Linked DNA regions of Homo sapiens: regions 1, 2 and 3 are each linked to region 4. A link is a contact called in ENCODE Hi-C or POLR2A ChIA-PET data. All regions are on one chromosome and are shown on one strand. Each heading gives the region's core, a stretch centred on a gene start or an enhancer-like site at or near the end of the contact. The rest is flanking DNA. Distances are from core to core; before and after follow the strand shown.

Region 1 (7,315 bases), core at 4,115-6,614, 270 kb before region 4:
CCTGGTCCTGTGAAACACCTCTGTCCATAAGTAAGCTCTTGGGTATCTGACACCCTCCGGAAATACCCCTAAACTCTAGGACCTCAGCAAGGAGGAACTTACAGAGCCCAGTTGGCTCTGCAAGAAGTCAACCATCTCCTAGTTCTGCTCTAACTTTAGGTACTGGTTCTAGCAATGTAACTGAGTCCTAATATTACTCCTCTGACCTTAGATTTCCCCTGATATTCCAGTTCTTCTTCCAAGATTGAGTGCTGGCCAGGGCCCTATCCCTTCAAACAGGGACAGGGATCCTACTCTTGACCGTCAGCTCTGTGGCTGGGACCTTGCTAATTCATGCCAGAATTTTCTGATGCCACCAGTGGTTTGCCACAAAATTCTGTGTTATTGTATTCTTCCTAATTTCCTGAACCTACACCTCTTGATGACTGGTTTAGGTAACCGCCCATCACCTGTCTCTTCCTTACACTCACTAGAGCTGTGTTTAGCCAGCCTGCCTGAAAGCCCATTCCAATTTGGTTCAGCACCATGGACCAGGAGTAGTTATAGGTCCTGGACCCCCTAGAAGTTTTTTTGCCAGTGCGTATCAAGTGTCAATTTTGACATGGGCCCCTACCCAAGTCTGTCACTAGTTATATGACTCTGGATAAATATCATAACCGAGAAGCCACACCCCATGTTACCTATAGGGACCAGGTGATAAGATAGATCAGTCCAACTGGCTGGGGATCTGGGTGCAATGGCTCACACCGGTAGTCCCACATACTCTGGAGGCAGAGGTGGGAGGATCACTTGAGCACAGGAGTTCAAGGCTGCAGTGAGCTATGATCACATCACTGCACTCCAGCCTGGGCCATAGATCAAGACCCTGTCTCTAAAATAAAAAACAAATGAATAAAATAAAAAATAAAAACCAAACTGGCTGGGTATGGGACACAATAAACTAGATTGTCATCTTCATTAAGCCCTGGATGGTTATTGTGATGCCAGACTATGGGCCTCTTGTTGCCAGGTCTCCAGATTTTCAAAAGAAGTTAGAAAACCAGGTGCACATGTGTGTGTGCATGTGTGCATGCATGCCATCTTCTGGTTTTTCAGTCTTCACAATGAATTCATACTCTAACTGAGACTGTGCAGGCCAAGTTTGGCCTTTGAGTTGCCAGTCTGCAAGTGCTTCATCATGACCTCTCTGTGCCACAGATCCTCCTCTGTGAAAAAGGGGATGCTTTTCTGCATAAAATGTAGGATTCCCTACAGCTCTGACATCTTTGTGATTCAGTGACTCCTTTCCTTGACTTATCTCTAGCCCTTTGGGGACTTCCCTGGCATGGGTGTTCTTTTGGAAATTGGTAATATACTGCCATACTAGGTCAGTCTCCCTTCTCCTCTCTCTGTCCATTCTCCCTGAAGCTCCTGAATGCCTCAGGAAGATTTCTAAAAAGCTGTTCTAGCCGCAGCTTGGTAATGGATACTCTAAAAGTTGTTCTCCATGGCTTGGTAGTCCAGTTTACTTAATGCGCTTGCTTTTTTATGATAAACTTGTGGGTTTGTTCCGGGTGACTCTATTCTATTTCATGGACACAGAATGCATCCTTCTCTCCCCAGCTACATCTCTAATGCTGTCTGTTGAGAGGAAGAGTCTGAACAGCAAAAATCTATCATAGCGACCAGGGAAACCACTAAACATTGTTTTGAGAATTGAGATTACTCACTTTTCTGGGTTCTGGCCTGTGGGATTAAGGCATTGAGCTTTATGGTCACTAGTGTAAAAGAAAAACCTGAGCACACTTCAGAATGAGAGGATGTTAGAATGGAACTCCTCCTGCCTCTGTTTAAATGGAGGGGACGCTATGATAGATGTCAGATACCAAAGTGAGTGAGACAGGCACTCCCTCTCCCAATTAGAACATTTAAGAGGAAATGTCTTCAAGAATCTGTTCCACCGTCCTTGAACTGCACCAAAAGATCAAGATAGACAGAAAGGCTGGGGTGGGGTGGGTGTAGTGGATATTGCTGATACCCCTTCAGAGCACTTTGACCCGTGGCCCTACCCTCTCCCACCCACCAGCTCCTGAGAGTTTGTCTCCTACAATTCTCAGCCACCCCCTTCTCTGGCGAATTGCACATTGTCAGACAACCTTGGCCCGCAAAACTTAATCCTACTAGCAGGAGGAAATAAACTGAATTCCTTGCCCCAAAGTAGGACGGTGTTTGTGATGTGCTTTGGGCTGCAGAATTTTCCCTGTGGGATGAGACTTAAGCTAGTCTCTAGCTGGGGTCTTGCTTGGTCTGCAAGTGCTGGACCCCCGATCCCCACCACCTTTCCCCCCACTTTATCCTTTTCTTCATTCCACTTCTAATGAGAACACTTCCTCAGTAAGTCACTTAAACAAGAATCCTCACTTCAAGCTCTGCTTCTAGGGAGACTGACCTAAGACAGAGGAGGTGCACCTGCTGGAGAGTGGTGGTATACCTTGAAGACAGGGACTTCATGGCAACTACAGGCAGAGCTTTAAGTGCTCCCTGCAACCAAGAGAGAAAAACGGCTAGTCCCTCACTCAGGCTTGAGGAAGGAAAAGTGAACTGTGAATGGTGTCTTGAAGCTCTAGAGGCAACTGCCTCAATGGTGGAACCAGCAGTGTGCTGCTGCCTAGAGATGTGCCTGACTCCATATGGTAGGGAGATAAGGGATCCAGGAGTGTCTCATGGGCCAGTGTGGGCCAAGAAGAGCAGTGTGGGTGTTAAAACATTATTCATGATGCTTGGTAAGATGGTAAGGAAGACTGTATTTAAGGGAGGCCATAGCGACATGGATTGGGACCACAGAAATGGGGTCTTGTAGTGGGGGAGAGAGAATGGACTTGATTTCCCTTCCTTCCTTCCTTCTTTCCTTCCTTCCTTCTTCCTTTCCTTCCTTCCTTCTTCTCTTCCTTCCTTCTTTCCTTCCTTCCTTCATTCTTTCCTTCTTTCCTTCCTCTCTTTCTCTCTTTTTCTCTCTTTCTCCCTTTCTCTTTCTTTCTCCCTTCCTTCCTTTCTCCCTTCTTATCCTCTCTTTTCTTTTTTCTTTTCTATTTTCTTTTCTTTTCTTTTCTTTTCCTTTCCTTTCTTTTCGACAGTCTTGTTCTGTTGCCCAGGCTGGAGGACAGTAGGGAGATCATGACTCACTGAAGCCTCGAACTCCCCGGGCTCAGGTGATTCTCCCACCTCAGCCTCCCGAGTAGCTGGGACTACAGGTGCATGCCACCACTCCTGGCTAACTTTTGTGGAGATGGGGTTTGGCTATATTGCCCAGGCTGATTCCAAACTCCTGGGCTCAAGCAATTCACCTGTCTTAGCCTCCTAAAGTGCTGGGATTACAAGCATGATCCACTGAGCCCAGACTTCGGCTTGACTTTAATTCCAACAAGGACAAGTGGGGATTTATAGCCACGGAGCAGGATAGGAGTCAGTGGATGGAAAGTGACTAAGAGGAGAGATCAGGTTTAAGGGAGATTCTTGCTAGATGGACTCAACAGAATTCTTGCTGAAGGTATACTGGGTGCAGTGGCTCCCACCTATAGTCCCACCTATTTGGGAGGCTGAGGATTGAGGATCACTTGAGGCCAGGAGTTCAAGACTGTATTGTGCCATGATTACACCTATGCATAGCCACTGCATCCCAGCCTGGGCTACATAGAGAGACCCTGTCTTAAAAAAGAAAAAGAAAAAAAAGTATTCTTGCTTAAGGCAGGCCAGGGTAAGATATTGAAGGTGGTCAGATACCCAGTGTGGAGAATTTTCACTAACCTGACTTAGCAGGATTCTTCCTCTAACTGGATTCTACAAAGACAGAGAAGGAAACCCAAGGTCTGGCCTAGTCAGAAAAGACCCAAGGCAGCCTGACTCAAGCTTGGCCAAAGAAGAGAGCCTTTGTCAGGAGCTCTTTTTGTCAACTAGGCTGCCTGGAGGGGCCTATGTATCTTGAGGTGAAGAAAGTGTCACAAATGGCCATTGAAAGAGTTCAGAAAGTGCTACCCCAAAATATGCTACTTTGGCATATTAATTATTTTGAACTAAAGGCAACTGAGAATGAGCCAACAAAGGAAAAGCCCTTTACTTTCCCCTCAGCTGCCTAAACTAAAGCATAAGTTTTCTCATTTAAAGGAATTTTATTTTATTTTTTGAGACAGTCTCACTCTGTTGCCCCGGCGTGATCTCAGCTCACTGCCACCTCTACCTCCCAGGTTCAAGCGATTCTACTGCCTCAGCCTCCCGAGTAGCTGGGATTACAGGTGCGTGCCACCACACCTGGCTACTTTTTGTATTTTTAGTGGAGACAGGGTTTCCTCATGTTGGCCAGGCTGTTCTTGAACTCCTGACCTCAAGTGACCTGCCTGCCTCAGCCTCCCAAAGTGCTGGGATTACAGGCGTGAGCCACCGCGCCCAGCCTAAAGGAATTTTCTAAAGACATTTTTATTACTAAAGATATCTTTTATTACTAAAGATATCAGTACCAGAAAGAGAGCTACTCCTAGACAACTTTTCTCACCTGAGAGACGCTTATCTGCACCACACGACAACCTTTATTCACCATACATTTCCTCTCCTCTTCCCATAATTTGTCTCCACCCATCTTCCCACCCAGAAATTCTAACCCCTATTCCTCTCTGTAGCTCCTGATAATATATGAGTTTCAATCATCTGACCCCTTCCTTGAGTCTTATATTTTTGTGGGTCTCCTGTGTGTGCAGACACAATTCAATTTTTTTTCGCCTGTTATTCTGTCTTATTTCAGTTAAATTCTTGGACCAGTCACAGATTCCAGAAAGGTAGAAGAAAGCATTTTTCCTTCCTTGCACCACCCAAAGGAGAGCATGATCAGCCCAGGTCAAGGGAAGAGCAAGAAACTCTGAAGAACCCATGAAATCTCCCATGAGAAAAGAATCAACTGCTACCCTCTCTTGTTCTCATCCAAGGTTTCCCACTTCAACCATTACCAAGTTCAGCCAAGTAACAGTGTCATATTTTCTTCCTTTTCCTCCCTCTCCCTATTTTGACCCCAGCCAGAGAGAAATCACAGGTGGCACAGGTGAGCTGGGAGAAAAGAGAGAACGGAAGGATCACAAACTCCTTCCACATGCAGGCTTTCGACACAAGCCCAGGCTGGAGAAGAGGTGATGGTTTAGCCCTGATCTCACGTTTGGATTTTTTATTATTATGTGAGACCAACTATATTAACTTTCTAAAATAGGATTGTTTTACAACTAAAAGTGACTAACACTGAGAGTGGCCCAAGACTCTCCATGAACAAGAAAAGTTTGTCTCCACTGATAAGAGTTTAAAATGATGGAGCAAGACAAATATAGTGTTTGGATCACATTCTATGGGTCATGCTTGTACAACATATGGTTACATAAGCACAGAGCAGCAGGGACTTCCCACCGCTTCCCTAAGAGAAGCCCTGTACTGATTCTGTCAGCTGCATTCTCAGCCTTGGCTCCTGGGATAAAAATGTCTATTGGATGAGGATCTGAAACATCAGATTCTGAAACTTTTTGTCTGGGAAAGTGCCAGGTGACTCAGAGCTGCGTAATGTAACGAAATGAGTCAGATCATCTCTCAATGTGCTCTAAATGAATCTGCTGTCTTTAAAATGGTGGCAGCCTTTCTCCATGGTCCTGGTTGGAAATAAGTACGTTCATTTATTCATTCATGTTTGAGCAGCTATCAGGTACTGAAGATTAAAAAAACAATGAAACACAGGCATAAGCTGCAATGATACAATCTGCTTTGTGCTCTTCTTTTAGTGCAGAGGAGGAAATGACTCTAACAGAGATGGTAATTAAAATGAGGCTTGATCAGGAACTGCTAAAATTGGTAGATCTCAACCTCACTGGTGTGTTTGGAATCACCTGAGGTTCCTTGAAAATACCATCTTTTACCCTTGAGAGATTCTGATTCATTGGTTTGGGCTTCTGTTTGGGCATCAAAATTTATTTAAAAAATTCCCCAGATAATTCTAATGTGCAGTCAAGATTGTGAACCCTTGCCTACATAAACATAACAAATCTAAGTACCAAGGTGCCAAGATGATAATAGGTGTATTAACATTTTATTTTTATATGAATTAGACATTTTCAGCTTATGAAATGAAAGCCAGGGATAAATATTTTAATGTGTGCATGAGCCTTTGACAATCTTTTGTATTCCTCTTCAGATATCTAATTTATTAATAAAAGAAACACTAGCACATGTTACCACCTATCAGAGAGCACATTTTTTCCAATGATCTTTATAGATTATCATTTTTCACTTTTCTGTAAAATCTGTTTTTACTAATAGACTCTGGTCTTGAACTAGTCTATAAAAACAAAGTTCATACATTAAAATGTTGAGTAGAATATTAATAAGACATATCTATTAGTTCATAAGAAACAATCTTTTAATTTTTCTTGGAGGTTTCAGTATCTCTGATGCAATAGTAGAGGCTGCCTTAAAAACTAAAATAATATTCATTTCTGCTGGATCTTTGAGTAAAATATAAAAGAAAAAAAGAAAAAAGAAAATCAAATAATAATATACAAGATGCCAAAACTTCAAATTAATTCGCCAGCTTGCTCCTGGGTGTCAGTTATAGAAAGAAAAGATGAAAAAAATTCCAAGATTTTATACAAATTTACTATATGTTTTTGTTTTAAAAATCATATTAGAACTAAAGGTGAAAATTAGTCAGTTGTAACTTCCGGGTCCATCACTAGCCATGTAATTTGTTTTATACTCTGAAGGCAAATGTCCAGTGTGAAATAATACCAGGTACTTACCTCAGGTAACTTCAATTGTTTAAAAACACCCACACCCACACGCACCAATGTCCATGTGGTAGCCACATGTGGGAGTGATTCTTGCCTATTCCATCAGTAACATTTAGAAGGGGTAGAAAATTGATGTTTTTTCCTTTTTATATCATTACGTACATTGTCTTCAAAGTATTTTTTAAGTTCTCTAAATCAATTTTTTCTACCCATCTCTCTCTTTAAAGTGGTCTTTTCTTTCTGATTTTTTGTTTCCCAGTCTCCCTTCCCTCTCCTCCCCTCCCCTCTGCCCCCTTCCTTTTCTCTCTCTCTCTCTCTCTCTTCTTTCTTTCTTTCTTTTGAGACGAGAGTCTCACTCTGTCACCCAGGCTGGAGTGCAGTAGCACCATCTCAGCTCACTGCAACCTCTGCCTCCTGGGTTCAAGCGATTCTCATGCCTCAGCCTCCCGAGTAGCTGGGACCACAGGCGTGCACTACCACGCCTGGCTAATTTTTGTATTTTTAGTAGAGATGGGGTTTCACCATGT
Region 2 (6,774 bases), core at 3,178-5,677, 420 kb after region 4:
GGTCAAGGGTTCCAACCCCCAGGCCACAGACCGATGGCTGTGTTTTGTGTTCAGGCTACTTGCTACTGGTCTGTGGCCTGCTAGGAACCAGGCTGCACAGCAGGAGGTGAGTGGAGGGTAAGCGAGCATTACCACCTGAGCTCTGCTTCCTGTCAGATCGGCAGAGGCATTAGATTCTCATAGGAGCGGGAACGCTATTGTGAATTGTGTAGGTGAGGGATCTAGGTGCCCACTCGTTACGAGAATCTAATGCCTGGTGATCTGAGATGGAACAGTTTCATCCCAAAATTTCATGCCAAAACCATCCACCCACCATCCATGAAAAAACTGTCTTCCACAAAACTGGTCCCTGGTGCCAAAAAGGATGGGGACTGATGAGTTGGGTGACTTGCTGAGGTCACAGATCTCCAAAGAAACAAATCAGGCTCATGTTTTGATTCCAGAACCACAAGCTTTCCTCAAAACTCCCATATCTGACAGGCACAGAACATTAAGGGTTGAGACTATTCAAATGACCTGAGAATTCTCAATCCTTGAGTTACCAAATTACACACACAAATTACACACCTTCCTCTCCATCCAACTAGCGGTCAGTAAGTGGTCTCTGTGCACCACTCTCACACCCAAACTGCTACTTTCAACCAAAAAGCTTTTTATTACCCCTCTCTGCTAACCTAAATCTAACCCCACTGAAGGAAAACTCTCTTCTAATCTAGTGAACACTCCTGTGTGTACCTCAGCCTCACCATTCTTACTACTTCTGTATTCTGCTACCACTCGTGTCTTCAACTTAGAGTGCAGCAAAATTCGACACAGATTTGAATCACTATCTGCCAAATCCCATATTGTAATTAAAATGCAACTATGCTATAAGCTCAGTAACCCTGATCCCCAACATCTGCCATAGCAATCCACAATCTGTGCAAAACTACAAGTTATTTAATTATTCAAACAATTTAATATTTGCACGATTTTTTCATGGAATCAGACCTAGATATATATGCTGAGACTCTTGTTTATTTGCCAAATGATCACAGGTTGTTCATTTGATCTGCTAGTTTTCTCATTTTAAAAATGGGGACAATGCTTATTTATACAATAAGGCAGTTTTTAGATTAAACAATATATGCAAAACACCTAGAATAGTGTCTGCCACATGACAGGTAATAATTACAAATACTTCTATAAAGCTTAATATATGCTTTACTTATGTTTATATTACCTCATTTAATCCTCATAACAACTAAAGTAAGCACTACCACTATTCTCATTTTATGAGTGGGGAAACTGAGGCATAGAGCTATTAAATGACTCATAACTGTGAAACCAAAATAAAATTATCAATTCAACTTAAAAATGAATACCAATAAAATTCCAATTCAAAATTATTTCACTGATGTTTTGCTAAACTAAACCCCTGGTAGCAATACAGATGTAGTACCGACCTCCATGGCTATGGCATAGGTTCTTCTTAAGCTGAGTAGTTCCTGCACTGCCGTGTGCTGGATGAGGATTCAATTCTCTCTGCTTATTTTCTTTTGGAAGTACTGTGAAACCACCATGAAGCCCTCTTTCCTATAGTGAACTGGGAAGTAATTTGGCCCTAATGTATTACATGGTGTCTGTTCTTATTAGTCGAAGACAATAGTATTGTTGGCACAATAAGATTGTAAACAAAAAAACAAGGAACCTGATATCCTTTCCAGATCATTCACCATGTACTTCTATTAGTTCTTCCTCTGTGACTTACAACAATAAAATTTTTAACAATCAGAAATTGTGCCTGTGGTAAAAAGGAATTTGAAAAGGAAAAAATATAAAAAAAAGAAATTGTGCCCAGCTTCTCCACTATCCAGACTGAGAAATATTCCCTTAATTCAGGATTCTTAACCCAAAGGCCACAATTCCTTTTAATTCTGGGGGTTGGGGAACTTGGTACCACATACTTTATGTTACGTCATTTTGAGAAGGGGTCTGGAGGCCTCACAGGAGTGCCATGATATAAAAAGTCAGAAACCCCACCTAGGTAATCAAAGATCCAGAGGTGTCTGGGGATCCCCACCCAACAGAACCCAAGGGATGGCATGCTGGCAGTCAGGGTAAGGTGCCTTGAGGAAACCTGTGAACATCTGCACAGAGAAGAAAGCTGGCCTCCAGGCAAGGTCTAGGAAACGCTCTTCAGGTGTGAGCCAGCTCTCTCCTGAAACAGACTTTCACTGATAGCCTTTTCCCACATATATTCAACCAAGTGCACAACTTTGTCTAATTACAAGGAACTACTCCCAGGCTGGGCTGGGCTTTGTACAAGTATCAACAGGCCTTATGACAACCCTGCAAGGCATGTGCCACTACACCCATTTTACATGATGAAGTATTGAGGCCAAAGAGTAAAGTTAATTTGCCCAAGGGCATCAAACCAATGGGTACTGGAGTTGAGGTGTGAATTTGGTCCTGCCTGGCTTCGTTCCTCCCCCTTTCAGCCATGCCTCCTCTCCCATAGGGGGCTCCCTTTTGGGGTTCATTTGATTCACCTCACTTTTGACAAAGAAGAAAACCTAGAGACCCAGATCACTATAGCAATTTAGTGTCAGAGTTGCCTCTGGACTCAGGCTTCTAAAACTCCTCATTTATTGCTGTCCTCTACTCTACACCAACATTCTTGCTGTTTTAGGATAAAATTCAATCTCCCCCAAATCCAAGTGATTTTGCAATTTCATCAGGACAGGCCTCCAGCAAGTACTGCTTTCAGCACAGTACTTAGCCTATACCAGTATCAATCAATATTTGTTAAATACATTCGGAGAAATGCATTAAAAATTTATGATACGAACTTTAGATCAAATCTGCAAACAAATACCTATTGTGTGAGTCAAATTATATTTTTGTTCCCTATAATCACAACCTTATTCGCTCCTTCTTTCAGTCAATTGTCCAAGGTACCCAAGCAAGCACTGTGAGTTTCAAAGACTCATGTGATGCAGGTCTGGTCTCAAAGGTAACACAGAACCAAAAGAGCAAAGAAAACTACAATGCAGAGGAGAAAGGACCCAGAGAAATACTGACAAAGTATCAGTGACAATGGACGAGAGCGATGACCCCAGGAGTACTGGGGGAGACCACTTAGTACTTCACAACATTCTTTGTAGCTTGGCATGCAGTTCTGAAACTATGTTAGATTCTCCCTTTCAAAATCTATCACCCAATTCTTTCTTGAAAAACGTGAGTCAAAGTACAGCCAACTTTGTGGCTGTCCTATTTGAATTCTTGGCATTTTATGAGGAGAGTTTTAAAACAGGTTAATTGGAAAAGTCAAGAACTAAATACGACGATTTTCGCTGCCCGGGTTAAAAAATTACTAACTGCCCCCGCCCCACCCCCCCACCCCCCAAAAAAAATTCTGTACCGAAAAGCATTTATAAAGGGAAAATGTGCTTGGTTTGCAGACTGCAAATAAAACAGGTTAAACATTTTGGGTAGCCATTTAAGTAAAAATCGTTTAACAAATGTCCTGGCTTAGAAGGGGGAAAGGGATCCGCCGGTTTAGAAAGCCCGCCCCCGCCCCCAGGGGGTGCCTACGTGGAGCTCCTGAATCTGGCTCTGGAGAACCCAGAATGTGATTCGCAGGACCTGTCGCATAATTTCACAACCAAGCATTCTTGCATTCTTCTTTGTACCTGAATCGTAGAAAGTTCTGGAAAAAGCTAGGAGTAAGTGATTGACATTCCCTGCTGTTCCTTCAACATAGAGGGGTTCGGTGCTGGGTGGGCAGACACCACCAAACAATGGGGATGCCAGGAGCCCGGTACGGCGGCAGGAGCAGTACCCTGGGCTCGGGGGGATGTAGAAGCCCCATTCCACCCCTAGGGGACAGAACCCAGTAAGGTCGCCCTCGGTGCTCACCACACTCCGGGCAGAGGGGGCCCTGAGACTCCGACCCCCACCCCAGAGAGAGCCTGCCGCTGGACGAGGGGACCGACGGCTGCTAAGAGGCGGATTAGCAGAAACGCGAAACTCACAACCCGCCTCTCTCCCAGAGAAACCAGTATGGAGAAATTAAAGGTCATATAAGATTATTTACCTGCCCCGCGGGCCTGGGATCCCAGGGCATGGCCTGGACGGCCTCGGGGACAAGGGCAGGTGTGTTTGGGGGATAAGAGAGAGAAAATCTGGGGCGCAGGGATGAGAAGGCTGGCAGGGGCACAAATGCGGACCGGGATGGGGATGTCGGAGGAGACCGGGGCGCGCCGGCCGGGCGACAGCACGACCCCGGGAGGCGGTGGAAACCCCCTGCAACTCCCGCCCCGGGGTTGGCGGCGCCGCGGAACCGCCCCACCGCCCCTACTCACTTGAGTCGGAGGCGGGAGCACGTACCGCAGGCGGAGCTAGCGAGGCTGGGCTGGAGGGAGGGTCCAGGGAGTCCGAGATCCCAGGCGAAGCGCGCGCCGGTGCCTTTTAAAGAGCGCTCGGTGGGCGCGGCCTGTGTCCGCCCCGCCCTCCTCCCAGCCCCGCCCGCCGGATTCCCGGAGCCGCTTGCCGGGCTGGGGCGTGTAGCGGGCGGGCTGCCCTCTGCCCGCTCCGGGCTAGCCACCAGGAGACAAAAGGCAGGAGGCCCGCCTCTTCCTGCAGCTTCCCGCCCGCCCGGCATCTTCCCACGTCCCGGGACCGCTCCCTCCCAAAGGGACCCGGCAGTTCCAAAAGCCACTGGGACTTGGAGAGGGACTTCCTTCCCCTCCAGGGAGGCCCGGCGGCGGGACGGTCCCGCTGGAAAGTGGCCCCCGCCGCCCTGCGTCGGACCTGTCCACCGCGAGCGCCGATCCCCCTCTTCGCGGAGACAGTCATGGGCCGGGAGGCTCCAGCAGTAGAAAGTCAGCCAAACGGGGCTTTCCGCCACCTCCCCCTTGCCTTGTCCTTGTCAGTAAACTCAACGTGATTAACTTCCCTAGTTAACGCATATTCTCTCGTCCGATTTCCAGCTTCTGGGAATCCACAACTTCTTATTCTTAAAGAGCAAAATTCATCTAGACTAAATAAATGACGTTACGAAAACGCCCCATTCCCAAAGTGTTTCGCTCTTCCCCTCCACCAGGGCACAGCACGCGATGCTGAGGGGGAAGAAACCTAAACCCAGGCAGAAACCCCGGGCGCCACAGGCCCTGTATTTATATGTGTTGATGTCAGAAAAGCACAAGGATACCGTGACATCCGAAGGGACCTAATGCCTAAGCTACAGGATGATTTATTGTTTTAGATGAAAAGGAAAATAAACAATGCAATCTCTATCTGGTTCATATTCTAGGCCTCCTCATGACCTCTCCTGCCAGAAGCAATGATCCCGGAGAACTGATACTTGCGGAGTGGGGAGTTCAAAAAAGTCAGTGACCAAAACCCCCTCATGCCATAAATGCTATTGCCTCCTCTGGTCCAGAGTTTCTCATCCTCCACACCATTGACATCTTGGGCTGGATAATTCTTTATTGTAGGGGGCTGTCCTGTGCATTGTAGGAGGCCTCCACCCACTAGATGCCAGTTGCAACCTGCCCCCGACGTTGTGACAATCAAAAAGTCTCTGGACATTGCCAAATGCCCTCTTGGGGAGAGGGCAGGGAGCACATATCCGCATGACAACGTACAGAACCGACTTATAATATTATTATTGTTTTATTTTATATGCTGGGGCCAATCCAGGATAAACTCATTATAGCTGCCTTGTTCTCTGTCCACCAAGTACTGTCCAAAAACACATAGTGGTGATTGACATCTCCTGATACTGTGGCAGGAGTCTGGAAAGCATTCTTGCCTGCTGTGAGCTTTTCTAAATATGGGCAATCCTTATTTCAGTGATATCAGCTAGTGTAAGTGACTTGACTCACGGGCCAACAGGAAAATTCAGTCCCTCAGATTCTACATTCGCTTTAGCTCAGCTGCTTACAATGTTTATTTTTTCTTGTATAAGTTTGCCTAGTGCTTCTACTGAATGAAACTGTATCAGTGAGTCTCACTGCAGCAAACCACTGCCCTTTCTCTCCTACCCTGAGTTCTTCTCAATGCCTCTTTGTGGAAGGGGCCTCCCAAACCTGAGCTGTTTGCTTTCCGTCAAGCTCATGTTGTCCCTAAATTCCATAGCCATGTCTTATCATTTGAAATTGGGCTTGTTGGCCGGGCGTGGTGGCACATGTCTGTAATCCCAGCTACTTGGAGGCTGAGGCAGGAGAATCACTTGAACCTGAGAGGTGGAGGTTGCAGTGAGTGGAGATCACGTCAATGCACTCCAGCCTGAGTGACAGAGGGAGACTCCGTCTCAAAAAAACAAAACAAAACAAAAAAGAAATTGGGCTTGTTTCTGACCTAAAAGTGTTTCTGCTGTCTGTCCCTGTATGTGTTTGTCTCCGTGTACTTCACACTGAGTCTGCAGATGATATACAACGTGTGATTTTGAACAAATCTGTATTTGTATTTATCAACATTTAAAAAATATTTATTTTCTTTAAACATCTATTTAAACTGTTGACTCTTTTAGTTATGAACATGAAGAAATTATTTAAGAGTTTTTAGACAGAGTGGTGCAAAAGAAAGAGTATGGGCTTTGGAATCAAACACACATGATTTCAACATACAGCTCTGCCACCTATCAGTTTTGTAAGCTTGGGCTAAGTACTTGACCTCTATGCATCTGTTTCTTTATCTGTAAAAAGATAATTCTACACATCTTGTAGTGTTGTTATGAGGATTAAATTGGGTGATGTATGTAAAATGCCAAACATAGCACCTGGCACA
Region 3 (7,027 bases), core at 1-2,500, 400 kb before region 4:
CAAAAAGCACAGTCACCAGATATTACCTTCAAAGTTCTAGTCTATCTGTGTAAACACCGCCGTTGCCCATAACAAACCTTAATCCCATCAAAATTACTGCTACCACACCCCTCCAAAGAGAACCACTAAGGTGACCAAGATGTGTAGGAAAAACCATTTTAGTAAAAAAAAAATGTAAAAACTAATTAAAAATGAAGACTTAAGCATAATAAACAAGAAAAGCAACAGAAATACTAATTTGGTCCATTGCCTCACCCCATGGTGTTCTTAATCAAAACATTATATTCTCTTTACCAAACAACATAAAATAGCAATGCTAGAGAGGTGGAACACTTAACACAGCACTGAATGTGTGTCACAGCTCTGCCATTATTCATTGTGGGCAAGTCACTTAGAAGCCTCCATGTCTTCACTTGAAAATGGCAACAATCCTCAGCCTACCATGAAGTTAAAAAAAAAAAAAGAATATAATGAATCTACAAACTAAAAACTGTAAGCCAGGCGCAGTGGCTCACGCTTGTAATCCCAGCACTTTGGGAAGTGAGGTGGGTGGATCATTTAAGGTCAGGAGTTGGAGACCAGCCTGGCCAACATGGCGAAACCCCATCTTTACTAAAAGTACAAAAAATTAGTCAGGCATGGTGGCGCACGCCTGTTATCCAGTTACTGGGAGAAGGAGGCAGAAGAATTGCTTGAACCCAGGAGGTGGAGGTTGCAATAAGCCGAGACTGCACTCCAGCCTGGGCAACAGAGACTCAAAAAAACTATAAAAATAGGCTGGGCACAGTGGCTCAGTGGTTCAAGCCCATAATCCCAACAGTTTGGGAGGCTGAGGTGCGAAGATTGCTTGAAGCCAGGAGTCTAAGACCAGCCTAGGCAAGAAGACTCTGCCTCTACAAAAAAAAGTAGATTAAGCTGGGCATAGTAGCTTCAGATAGTCCTAGCAACTTGGGAGGCTGAGGTGGGAGAATAGCTTGGGCCCAGGAATGAGCTGCAGTGAGCCAAGATCATGCCAGTGTACTCCAGCCTGGGCAACACAGCAAGTCCCTGTCTCTTAAACAAAAAAACTATAAAATGTAAGGAAATAATGACTTTTTGAGTACAGATGGTGGTGCCAGGTTGAATAACAGTTCATCTGCATTATCATTCTTACAAAAAGGAAAAATATTTCCTAGGTATAAAAATACAACTGATGCTCTAGGGAGGCCCTGGCCGGGGAAACGAGTTGCATTTGTCGGCTCAGCTGGCAACAGTGGCGGGAGCAGAGCTGGCGGGGCCTGTGCAACTGCCTGGGTTTGTGAAATGGCTGCTGACGTTTCCGATTCCAATAGGGCTGACTGCAAAGGAGACCCAAGGAACAGAGCCAAGTTAGATGCTGATTACCTACTTTGAGTCCTTTATTGTGGAGTCTGTTCATTACCAATAGAGTACTGTGAATATATGCCTGATGTTGCTAAATGTAGACAATGATTAGAGAAGAATTTTCCAAATGAATATGCAAAACTTACTGTGGAAAATTCACCCAAACAAGAAGCTGGAATCTGTCAAGGTCAAGGAACAGCAGGGGAAGAAGAGGAGAAGAAAAAACAGAAGAGAGGTGGAAGGGGTCAAATAAAACAAAAAAACAAAGACGGTACCACAAAAGGTTACTATAGCCAAAATTCCCAGAGCAAAGAAATATGTGACAAGGGTTGTGGCCTTGTAACTTTTGAAATTGATCTTAAATCACACAAAGATTTTTTGCTCAAAAATTCTCCTGTGGTGCCTCAGTAACAGAGGAGGATGAAATTATCATTCAAGGAGACTTTACAGATGACATAATTGAGGTCATTCAGGAAAAACAGACAGAAGTAGATGATGACAGCATCGAAGATCTTGGAGAAGAAGTGAATTTGAAAATTTGTCTGTAGTTAATGGCCTGAACTGACAGTAGATATGGCCAAAGGGAGAGAGGCCTACATATATATATATATATATATATATATATATGTATTCTACAGTAAAACTGTAGACTGCCTTCGTTCTTGGCATTTTCCCTGTTCTGTACAAGGCTGCTTATTTTTTTATTGCCAAAGTCAAATAAACAGGAGAGACTGTCATGCTCATACATGAACAGAATTTAGTCAAATAAAAAATTTTGGTTATTTGGTACTTTTTTTTTTTTTTTTTGAGACGGAGTCTCACACTGTCGCCTGGGCTGGAGCGCAGTGGTGCGATCTCGGCTCACTGCAACCTCGACTTCCCGAGTTCAAGTGATTCTCCTGCCTGAGCCTCCCGAGTAGGTGGGATTAGAGGCACCCGCCTCCACACCCAGCTAATATTTTGTATTTTTAGTAGAGATGGGATTTCACCATGTTGGCCAGGCTGGTCTCGAACTCCTGACCTAGTGATTGGCCCACCTAGGCCTCCCAAAGTGCTGGGATTACAGGCATGAGCCACTGCGCCTGGCCTTTCTCTTTCTCTCTTTTTATTTTTTGAAAAACCCGGTAGACTTTGCGGTGACCATTTTTGTTGATTATTTTACTGATCTAAAGCTGAGTGATTTTTTAAAAGAATTTGAATTTGGCTTCCTCACCAATAATATGTCTCCTTGCTTCTCTGATGTGATAGTTTTGAGATGGGTGAGAATCTAATATATCTGTGGTTGAATTTGCTTTGCTGTTATCAAGTCCACCCTATGGGCACAATAACATACTGTTGGTAGGAGTTGTTGGAGCTATTCTGGAGATTATTTGGTAAAGTATACTAAAAGCCTTAAAACCACGTATGTGCACTGTTTGAACCAGTAAGCCACTTCTTTGAAATTAGAAGACATTAGAAGAAACAATAAGCCTTGCAATAAAACTTATGGATGAAAGTATTCATCACAATATGATTTATAATAAAAAATTGCAAATGTTATAAGTGAACAATTGGAAAATGGTTAAGGAAGTGATGGTGCACTGTGTGGTATGTTTATGTTTAAAGATGTGGTATGCATATGTTTAAAGAATCATATTTTCTAAGATTATTTGGAAACATGTTTGGTAATGTCAAGTGGGGGCACCCCAGATACATTTTAGACATTTAATCATCATCGTTCTGAGAGGAAGGCCATTCAGAGATGCTAGAGGTTCTTATTCTGGATATAAATTACATGAGTAAAATTCTACTAACCAATTAAAAATAATGTACAACCATGTTCAATATACAGTCCTGGAAATAGCAATTATGTCTTTTCACAAGAGAAAATGACAGTTTTAATGCTCCATCAGATGAATTCGAACTTTAAGTCAGGTGCTGCAAATTGGAAATAAGACTTGTGGTGTTTTAAACTGCTGTGGACACTTAAGAAACTTAGAACCCATGAAACCGCTGCTTATTGCCATGCAAATTACAATCTTGAATGACTGTTTTTTAAAAATAAAGTAATAGAAAAACGTGTAATAAAGACGTAAAATTAAAAAATGAAAAAATACAACTGGTTATATAATATTGTACTCCATCATTAAATGCTAACATTTCTGACAAGTCCTAAGATTTTATCATCTTAAAAACATACCAAAATAAAGTTGGTACTAACCGAAATCTCATCTTCTTCATCTGGTTTCCATTCACATTCTTCTTCCGTAGGTTCATAAATTGCATTAATAATTTCAAATCGCTAAAATGATTTAAAAAAAAAAGGCTGTATAAAAACACTGGCATCCAAGCTAAAACCAGTGGTTTCTCACTAAGAAGTCTTACAAATTTAACAAATGCATACCACAACTTTAACTGCTATTATTGATAGTTCCTCCAAGTGCTGCCTCTAATAACAATTTCAATGAGAGTTCTAAAGATTAACCTCTTCCAAGTCTGCTTATGTTTCTAGAATTCGTCTTCTAGAATGTTAAATTAAACAAAGTAGGAGAAAGCATTACCTTATCAAATAGAGGCTGATAGAGAACAGCATACTTCCTTTCAAGATCGTGAACTTCCTCATAGAATTTGGCTTCTATCTGTGCACATTTAACTTGCAGGTTTTTGAGAGCATTCACTCGTCTTTTAACTACCCTAGGCAGGCTGAAAGGTTAGAAATCAGTTATATAGCATCAGAGTAAAATGGAAGTCACACTTCTTTTGTCATACTGAAACTGAAGCATTGGAGTTAGTGAATGACAGGTTTTTTATCTGAAGCAAAAGGTAGATTCAAAGTAAATAAAAATCAAATAGATATAAATACATTGATCCACTGGCTATATTTCAAAAGTAGAAATGTAACTGGGTAAATTGATAAACAAAATGTAAATCATATTGTCAACCCTAAATCTTTACCCAAGTTAAGTGTTGGACTTGTCATTGCTGAAGTCATGGACAGACCATCTTAATTCTGAGAACAATGATTACTTGGATTTTTCTTTTACATATATCTCACCCATACAAGTTATTAGGAAAAAGGAGGGGAGCATAGACATATCAGGAAAAAGGACAAGATTCCACACACCATTATTTTTTTAGTCTCCATATTTAATTAGGAATTAGTAATTACATTATTAAATACAAGTGTAACATACTATAAAGAGGAGACATGTATTTTTAAAATAACAGCTTTAGGGCCAGGTGCTATGGCTCACAACTGTAGTCCCAGCACCTTGGGAAGCCGAGGCAGGTGGATTCCTTTAGCCCAAAAACTCAAGACCAGCCTGGGCAACATGACAAAACCCTGTCCTTACAAAAAATACAAAAATTAGCTGGGTGTGGTGGTGCATGCCTGTGGTCCCAGCCACTTGGAAGGCTAAGATGAGAGCATCACCTGAGCCTGGGATGTCGAGGCTGAATTGAGCAAGATTGCACCACCACTGCACTCCAGCCTGGCTGACAGAATGAGACCCTGTCTCAAAAATAAATAACAGCTTTGATGAGATAAAGTTCATACACCATACAATGAACTGTGAAGCACTATTTTGTTAAAATTTTATTTTAGGTTTAGGGGTGTATGTGAAGGTTTGCTATACAGATTATTTTATCACCCAAGTATTAAGCCCAGTACCCAATACTTAATTTTCTGCTCCTCTCCCTCCTCCCACACTCCACCCTCAAGTAACCCCAGTGTCTGTTGTTTCCTTCTTTGTGTTCATGAGTTCTCATCATTTAGCTCCTACTGGTAAGTAAGAATGTACGATATTTGGTTCTCTGTTCATGTGTTAGTTTGTTAAGGATAATAGCCTCTAGCTCCGTCCACGTTCCCACAAAAGACATGATCTCGTTCTTTGTATGGCTGCAAGTATTACGTGGTGTATACATTTTCTGTATCAGATCTGTCACTGATGGGCATTTAGGTTGATTCCATGTCTGCTAATGTGAACAGGGGGCACTGATTTTTAAAAGGTTATACACACTAGGTTATGAGTCTCCTAAAGAATGATTAAACCTCTCTAACAATAAATGTTCACACTTAAAATTTAAATAACTTCAGGGAATCTGTGCAACAGATACAAAATCCAGGTTAAACTTTCCTGCCACAAACTTTTGTAAATCAAATAATTCACTTACTTAGCCACCAGTTTACTTAAGATTATTAGAAATAAAAAACAAACACTTGAAGATATCAACTTTCTATTTCTGTTAATTTTAAGTGAAAAGCACTATTCTGCCAAGGTGGTGAACTGGCATGGGCTTCTGGCTTTTCTTGCTCCCCCAAAAAGCTAATCCCAGAAACTTTAGAACAAGAATGAAGTAACTACTGAGGCACACACACACCATAAGCAATTTCAGGTAAGACTGGAGGTTGTGTTTAACTGTACAGGGTAACCAACAACTTAGGGAGGGAATGGCCACAGCAGGTAGCAGTGCGGACAAACTGGAAGATAGCAGTTCCGCAAGAAAGCTTTTTAAGTTCTGCTCCTGCCTTGCAACAATCGTTGTCTGTCATCTTCACCCTTCACAAGAGCCCAATGCGAGGGTTGATGAAAGCTGCACGGTTCAAAGCCTTCAAACATGTATTTGATCCAATCTAGGAATGATGAATTGACAACCAAAGGAGACTAGTCCCCCACCCTACAAAGCACACCATAAAAATTGCCTGGACTGGCAGCAAACTTTCAGTGTAAGGCAACTAGTGCTCTACTACTTAGGCTCACCCTGCGCCCTTCTCCTTGTCACAGACCTTCATTTCTCCCCAAATATTCATTATTAGGGTAACTGGTATTGCCTAATGTGCTGGAGCTCAGAGAATAACTAGAAACTTCAAGGGTACAATTTCTATGAAAGAGTGAATGAAATGATTATCATCTGAAGCAGCATAATTAGAGAATTTAAACAAGAATGTAAATATACTTAGAGATGAGGAAGATTGACATGCAACAAGACCAAGAAATCTACAACAGACTGGGAATGTTAAGTATGAAAAATACAATAACTAAAATAGGCAACAAATAAGAGAAACAGGATAGATTCGACTGAAGATAAAGTCCATGATGTTGAAAAGTTCTACCAGAAGGCAGCATGAAAGACAGATGGAAAATAGAAAAGCTCTGAGATATGGACGACAAAAGTAGCAATAGCTGACAGAGAAGGGGTACGATCTCTTCACATATGAGAATGATACATTTCTCAGCATTAAAGCAATATAAAAATCCTTACTCTGCTTCCTAGACATGTTAATGAGATTTATGAATATCACAGACAAAAGAAAATTCTAAAGGTGTCCAGTGAGAAAGAATAACCTACAAAGAAAAAGGAATCAGACTAACAACAGGCATTAAAAGAAACACTGAAATAAAGAAAAAAATAAATTGTAGTTTTTAAGAACTCTGAATTTACTATTTCATAACCAAACTATTATTCAGATATAAAAGCAGGACAAAAATTATATCAGGTATACCAGGCTTCAGGTTTGCCACAGATACTCACTATATATTACTAAAAGCAACTTTTGAGGAAAATTTTTTAAAAATCCAGCAGATTCTATTTAAGGTATGGGTGTGGTCAAATATCTTGGTAAATTTCTTTCCTTGAAGGGAAAAATAGAGGGCCAGAGAAAGCACATTTATGAACAATATAAATA
Region 4 (7,189 bases), core at 3,022-5,521:
TTGGTTCCAAAGTCTGTCTCTTAAAGCTTGCTGCCCCAATAAACAATTTAAGTAGTGCTTTGTAGTTGCTTCTCACCCATTTGGCCATCCTACTATCTATCGCTCAGTAATAGCGAGCCATGCCCAGTTTCAGAGAGCAGAAACAAAGTGAAAACACTCAATGAAGAAACAGGGCAAACTGCCAAGTCCAAAGTACCTGAGGATCTCCACATTCTTTCATTTTATATTCCTGTGCTTTCAGCCTATAAAAACTCGAGTTTCATCTTAAGAAAGGACGATTTACTAGCACTTTGGGAAGTCGAGGTAGGTGGATCACCTGAGGCCAGGAGTTCGAGACCATCCTGGCCAACGTGGCGAAACCCCGTCTCTACTAAAAATACAAAAATTAGGCAGACGTGTTGGCGCGCCTGTAATCCCAACTACTAGGGAGGCTGAGGCAGGAGAATCGCTTGAACCTGGGGGGCAGAGGTTGCAGTGAGCAGAGATCATGCCATTGCACTCCAGCCTGGGCAACAAGAGCGAAACTCCACCTCAAAAAAAAAAGACGGTTTAGTCTCCACCATAGGTTTTATTTTTCAATACAGACATTCAGAATTTCACATTCACCTTTTTATCATCATGTCCTTTAAATCTAATTGGTTTAAAATGTTTTCTGTTGCGATAGTTTTCAAAATTTTATTTCAGCTCCTTAGATTCCAAAGTAAAAATACAAAAACACTTGCACTTTTCATCCAAAATATAAAAAATTATTTTTCCAAGTCAATTAAAAAAATGTATAGACTGATGACTCCCAACTTCCTATCTCCCCCTAAACTCAAACTTACATACCCAACTGCCTGCCTTATAATCACCTCTTAATTATTTACAGGCATCTCAAATTTATCTAGAATGTAATTTTTGATTCTGCTCATCCTTCAAACCTGCCTCTCCCCAAACTCAGTTCATGCCATCACTACTCCCCTCCCACTACTTTCTCAGGCCAAAACCTTAGATGTGTTTTTATTTTTCTCTTTCTCTTACTGAGCAATCTTTTAAAATCATAAATTAGATTTCCAGTATGCAGAAATATCCTCACTGGCTTCCCATTACATTTACAATATAATCCATAACCTGGAAATTCAACACAGTCTGGCCTGCTACTTGTTCCAACCTCATTCTCTACTACTCTCCTGTCACTCACTTGGCTCCTGCCGTAATAGTCTTCTTGGTATTTCCTCAAGAAAGGCCATCTTTTGCCCAGTCACAGGGCTTTTATCTCTTGCTCTTTCTACCTGGAATATTCCTACCCCAGATCATCACATTATTAGCTCCTCTCCTTTGTTGTCTGGGCTCAAAGGTCATCTCTTCAGAAAAGCCCTTTGGTTTCTTCATGGTACTTTTGATACGTTCTTAATTTCAACATGGCACAATTTGGCATTTTTTTTTTTTTAGGGTTAGTACCCACCACTTCACAGTTATACTATTATCACTTTACCTTACATGATTTTCATTGTAGCTCCTATCATTATCTGAAAAATATAGTTTATTGCTTTTCTTCCTCCATTAGACATTAAATTCCATGAGAGAAGGAAGTTTTGTCTGCCTTATTTTCCCATAAATTCTCAGGTCCTGGTAAACTTCCTGCCCTATTGAAGGTGTCGCATCCTACCATACTAAAGATGTTCAATAAATTTATGTTGAATGAGTCAATAAACCAACTTTATATTTTTATAAAACATCATAAAGTATATGGTGTCTCTTTCAGTTACTAAATCCAAGATTCATTTGATTCCTAAAAATAATTTTAAATGTATGGTACTGATGCAGAGAGATAAATTGACCTAAAGAACATAGCAGATAGCTTTCAGAAACAGACACATACATACATGGAGCTCAGATATACAACAGAAATAGGGAGAATAAATTACTCAGTTAACAATATGAGGTTATCAACTGGTCATCAATATTGGAAAAGTAGAGAGAACTCTACTTCTTACCACACACAAAGAATAGTTCTATGAAGACTACAGACATAATGTAAAAAAGCAAAACTGGAAAATCTTTAGAATAAGAGAATATCTTCATAAACTTGGGACAGAGATTCCTTTAAAAAGACACAAAAAAGCACTAACCCAAAAATTAAAAAATCAGTAAGTTCAATATTAAAAGTATAAATTTATTTAAAGGTATCATAAACTGAAAAGGCACAAAATAAGATATTTGCAACACCCATAATTAACAAAAGGTTGGTACCTAGAATGTTCTTAAAAAAAAACTTCAATAAATCATTAGAAAAAGAACATCATAATAGCAAAATAGGGCAAAGACTTGAACAGTGATTCACAAAAGAAAAATGCAAATGGGCAATAAATGTATGAAAAGATGTTCATCCTTTTTTAGTAATGAGGCAAATACAAATCAAAATAATAAATATTTTATACTCAGTAAAATTAACAAAAATTAATGTCTGATAATACCAAATACTGATGAGGATGGGATCATCGAGATGTCTTAAGCACTGTTAATGGAGTATAAGTTGATACAAGCACTTTGGAAAACAATGTGAGCTTCTTATATAAAACTGAATACCCTGTGGGTCCAACAATTCCACTCTTGGATCTAGAAAAACTTTTACAGGTATATACCAAGAGACAAGAATAAGAATGTTCATAGCAACACTGTTCATAATAGCAAAAACCAAACAACATATTCATCAATTGAAAAATGAATTTTAATAAATTCTGGCATATCCATATAATGAAATAGTATATAGCACTAAAAAGGAATGATCTAGTTCTATAACAAACGACATGATTGAATATTAAAAGTAAAATGTTAATTACAGCCAGGCACAACGGCTTGCATCTATAATCCCAGCTACTCAGGAGGCTGAGGTGGGAGGATTGCTTGAGGCCAGGAGTTCAAGACCAGCCTAGACAACATAGCAAGACCTATCTCTAAAAGAAATAAAAATTAAAAAAAGTTAGCTGGGCGTGGTAGCTCACACTGTAATCCTAGCATAGCAGGCATCTGTAGTCCCAGCTACTAGGGAGGCTGAGGTGGGAGCATCACTTGAGCCCAGGTGTTCAAAGCTGCAGTAAGCTGTGATAACACCAATGCACCCTAGTGTGGGCAACAGAGCAAGACCCTGTCTCTTTAAAAAATTAAAAAAAAAAAAAAAAGGTAACTACAAACAGCAAGTCCTAGAAAATTATATAAACCATGACACCATTCTTTTAAAATTGAAAACCAAGCAAAATCTAGTGATACATACATGAGTAAAAAACAATAAAAAAAAGACTTTTTAAAAAGCAAAGAATAATAAAAAGAAAAAAATACAACCTAGTCATGCCCTCTTGGGGCAGGCTCAGGGATAAAAAAGCAGCAGAGGCCGGGCGCGGTGGCTCAAGCCTGTAATCCCAGCACTCTGGGAGGCCGAGGCTGGTGGATCACGAGGTCAGGAGATTGAGACCATCCTGGCTAACACGGTGAAACCTCGTCTCCACTAAAAAATACAAAAAAAAAAAAAATTAGCTGGGCGTGTTGGTGGGCACCTGTAGTCCCAGCTACTTCGGAGGCTGAGGCAAGAGAATGGCGTGAACCCGGGAGGCGGAGCTTGCAGTGAGCCGAGATTGCACCACTGCACTCCAGTCTGGGCGACAGAGCGAGACTCTATCTAAAAAAAAAAAAAGCAGCAGAAAGACCTAAGGTACATGGAAGATTCTAGTTCTTAAGCTGAGTGATAGCTCAATAAGGGCTCATTGTATAATTATGCTCTCATTTACATATGACACATATTCTTTTGTATGTATCAGACAGAACATTTAATGCTAATTTAAAATACTTTATAAGAACCACTAGCAGAATTAATGTAGGTTTTAGCATTCTGTCAGTAAAACATAGGTGTCCATGTCTTGAATAACTTTAAAACAGCCTGAACTGTAAAGTTAGCTCTATTCACCCTTTCTAATCCATTTTCGATGGAAGTATTACTACATGATTTTGATAGCCGTGAAGTAACAAGAATATGCAGAAACAGCAGTATACAGAGTGCACCTCTTTACCAAAAAAACCAGAAAGCCCATGTTTCTATTTATTTTCCCTCACCCCATTCACAAGCATTAACAACTATACAGACAAAAGAGGCTAGGGAATATAAAAATCATTATGATTTCCTACATCAGTTACATAATAGTAGACTATTCAAACATAAGTTTAAGAGGGACAGTGACTTTTTTTCTGTATCCCTTGGCATATAACTGATACTCACTAAATACTCTCTAAATGACTGAATAGATATTTGGCAAATGAATCACTGTGTGACTCCAGTGCAGTTTCACCGTCTCACCTACCAAAGATAACATTACAGTGCCCTCTGCTGTTTCTACTTCAAGTGGAAGTAAAGCAACCTGCTTTGCTACTCACATTACTCATCTTTAGTAGAAATCACACTGAAATAGTTAATATAATTAACATATCTGCTGCATCTAAGGAGAACATGAATCAAAAACATTTTTACCTTCTGAATTCAACTCATCAATATAAAATTTGAAGAATTTTACAAGTTTCAAAGTTTGCCTTTAATCTAAGTGGAAGCTAAAATAAGATGAAGTAATTTTTTAAAGTCATAAATAATAATCTGTATGTAAATCCTATATCTCCTTTTCTTCTAAGGTATACATTTCTTAAATACTCCAATAATTTAAATGTCAGTATAGATCACGTACTTTTTTCATTCTATAGTACATGATACTAATCAAGTACCAAGAAATTACAGCTGACGTTTAAGCAGTCAAAAATGTGTATTTAGGGACTGGGAGTGGTAGCTCACACCTGTAATCCCAGCACTTTGGGAGGCAGGCAGATTATTTGAGGTCAGGAGTTTGAGACTAGCCTGGCCAACACGGTGAAACCCCATCTCTACTAAAAATACAAAATTGGCTGGGCATGGTGGTGCACGCCTGTAATCCCAGCTACTCAGGAGGCTGAGGCAGCCCAGGTTGTGTCCTTGCACTAGGTGACAGAGCAAGACTCCGTGTCAAAAAAAAAAAGTGCATTTAACTTTTGACCCTCCAAAAACTTAAGTACTAATAGCCTACTGTTTGCTGTTGACTGGAAGCCTTATACATAATACGAAGAGTCAACACATATTGTATATGTTGTATGTATTACATATTGTATTATGTAATACAATATATACATAAGCTAAAGAAAATGTTATTAAGAAAATCATAAGAGAAAATACAATTACAGTACTATACCATATTTATTGATACCATAAGTTTATGCCATCTGTTTACAAGATGAATCATCAGTTTGAAATAGCAGCAACCACAGCTGCAGACCTCAATCTAGAGCTAAATATTAAGCAATTAAACTTTTTCTTGTAATGTCATGGCCTTTGTCTGCTTCTTGGGAGCAACCGAAGCATCAACAGTGGTACTTCACATGGGTCCCATAGCGTTATTCAAGGTTTACAATATTGCACGAAACATGATGAAAATAGGCAAGAATGATGAGAAATGACTTTTTAAAGCAATATGCAATTTACTGGAGCAAATAACTTCATACAGAGATGATTAGCATCACACAGCATTTTAAGCAGATATTCGCAACACCTGAGCTCATAGTAATAACAGGAAGTGGTTAGAAAATTATTACAGTAGTACGGTATGTACTAGTTAATGTTATGTAGTTACGATTTAATATTGTATCTTTATGTTTGTTTACATTTTTCTCAACTGGGAATGGCAACGTGTACGGTGTGTGTGAAAAGTTTTGATAAATTTTTACTTATGTAATAGATTTGTGTATATTTTAAAGTAGTAAGAAAATAAACTAGTACCTACATATATTTTATGCATTCATGATATACCTAACCTTTCCTTTATTTTTTCTATGTTTCTAAGGTACAGTTCATCTGTGAGTTTTAAATTGTCACAAACCTCAGAAAAATTTTCCAATATATTTATTTTTAAAAATACACATAGAAGTGGACTCGTGTAGTTAAAAGTTGTCTTGTTCAAGGGTCAACTGTACTTCACTTTAAAAGATATATGGTCTCTAACAAATGATTATACAGACCCAGCCTTTTAATACTTGGCAGAGTACATGATAAAGTCATCTCTAATATTATGTTGTATATTTTTATTTATATATATGCTTGAAATATATAACCTTAAGTAAATTTCTTCTATTCGAAGTAAAAAAGATCTCCATTTGTAAAAACCCAGTTCCTAAGATAAAATATTTCAGTTAATATTTAAAATGCTATTCTATTTATAAAGCTCAGCAGTGCCATTCAGTTCACCTGAGTCCATGTCTAAATATATGAGGTAATTAAAGAAACTGAAGAATCCATTGAAATTAAATGCCAAGTAAGTATCACAAGGCTGAACAACAAAACATAAAAATATTTTGAAGCTTGGTGCAGTGGCTCACACCTGCAATGTCAGCATTTTGGGAAGCCAAGGCAGGAGGATCGGATCGCTTGAGTCCAGGAGTTTAAGACCAGCCTCGGCAATGTAGGAAAACCCTGTGTCTACAAAAAATAAAAATAAAAAAAATTTAGCTGGGCACACGCTTGTAGTCCCAGCTACTCAGGAGGCTGAGGTGGGAAGATCGCTTGAGTCTAGGAGAAGTTGTGGCTGCAGTAAGCTGTGATTGTGCCACTGCACTCCAGCCTGGGTGTCAGAGTAAAACCCTGTCTCAAGAAAATCAAAAACAACATTTTGAGATTTGTGTTCTTTTTTCTATTTTTAAGATTTCTACCTCCTAATGATGATTGTATAATAAATAATATTTATAAAATATTTTGAGTTATTGCATTTAAGAATGAAAAAAGGGCTAGGCACGGTGGCTCACACCTGTAATCCCAACACTCTGGGAGGCCAAGGCAGGAGGATCACTTGAGACCAGGAGTTCAAGACCAGCCTGGGCAACATAGTGAGACCACATCTTTACAAAAAATTTCAAAAATTAATTGGGTGTGGTGGCACAAGCCTGGAGTCCTAGCTACTCAGGTGGCAGGAAGATCCCTTGAGCCCAGAAGTTCAAGGTTGCATGAGTTATGGTCGTGCTACTGTACTCCAGCCTGGGTGACAGAGTGAGTCCCCTGTCTCTAAAAAATAAGAATTAAAAAAAAAAAGGATTTAGCATATTACTTTAAATCCTCTCTTTTTAGAAAAAAAATTACATACATACTATAACC

What was found. Hi-C counts contacts between places; a loop is a spot of excess contacts on that map. ChIA-PET counts read pairs that join two places held with the same protein, here RNA polymerase II (POLR2A). Pooled maps may share reads with other maps.
Region 1: a loop to region 4 is called in a pooled map, with 4 times the contacts of the local background. The contact joins two enhancer-like sites. A Hi-C loop is called at or near these places in 1 of 37 single-sample maps with no recorded cell type and 7 of 50 pooled maps. POLR2A ChIA-PET finds 5 or more read pairs at or near these places in 1 of 52 experiments (activated CD4-positive, alpha-beta T cell).
Region 2: a pooled map shows a loop between it and region 4 (2.3-fold over the local background). The contact joins the promoter of CSRP2 here to the enhancer-like site in region 4. A Hi-C loop is called at or near these places in 1 of 50 pooled maps. POLR2A ChIA-PET finds 5 or more read pairs at or near these places in 3 of 52 experiments (PC-9, activated CD4-positive, alpha-beta T cell and common myeloid progenitor, CD34-positive).
Region 3: a map of A673 shows a loop between it and region 4 (6-fold over the local background). The contact joins two enhancer-like sites. A Hi-C loop is called at or near these places in 7 of 168 maps with a recorded cell type or tissue (A673, CD4-positive, alpha-beta T cell, CD4-positive, alpha-beta memory T cell and 3 more), 6 of 37 single-sample maps with no recorded cell type and 17 of 50 pooled maps. POLR2A ChIA-PET finds 5 or more read pairs at or near these places in 2 of 52 experiments (OCI-LY7 and activated T-cell).

Annotation. Positions count from the first base shown.
Region 1 is chr12:76,178,134-76,185,448 of GRCh38, forward strand. No RefSeq gene overlaps it. Among named protein-coding and RNA genes, the nearest start is that of LNCOG, 78 kb to the right of the region's middle. Within about 2 kb of position 5,365, at least 4 of the 41 ENCODE cell types and tissues checked have a DNase peak (open chromatin) inside an H3K27ac peak, as active enhancers do.
Region 2 is chr12:76,874,592-76,881,365 of GRCh38, forward strand. CSRP2 (cysteine and glycine rich protein 2) reads right to left here and starts at 4,428. Exons shown (of 6, transcript NM_001321.3): 1 at 4,347-4,428. It overlaps LOC124902971 (a long non-coding RNA gene), which reads left to right and starts at 3,768. Exons shown (of 2, transcript XR_007063380.1): 1 at 3,768-4,059; 2 at 5,297-6,774. RefSeq lists an enhancer at 1-353 and silencers at 4,188-4,617, 4,648-4,697.
Region 3 is chr12:76,056,236-76,063,262 of GRCh38, forward strand. NAP1L1 (nucleosome assembly protein 1 like 1) reads right to left here. Exons shown (of 15, transcript NM_004537.7): 5 at 3,903-4,044; 6 at 3,563-3,643. It also overlaps the pseudogene DENRP2. Among named protein-coding and RNA genes, the nearest start is that of NAP1L1, 25 kb to the right of the region's middle. RefSeq lists an enhancer at 1-17. Within about 2 kb of position 1,251, at least 2 of the 41 ENCODE cell types and tissues checked have a DNase peak (open chromatin) inside an H3K27ac peak, as active enhancers do.
Region 4 is chr12:76,451,585-76,458,773 of GRCh38, forward strand. All of the region lies in intron 3 of OSBPL8 (oxysterol binding protein like 8), which reads right to left. Among named protein-coding and RNA genes, the nearest start is that of OSBPL8, 100 kb to the right of the region's middle. Within about 2 kb of position 4,272, at least 3 of the 41 ENCODE cell types and tissues checked have a DNase peak (open chromatin) inside an H3K27ac peak, as active enhancers do; they include PC-9, where a contact is called at or near this core.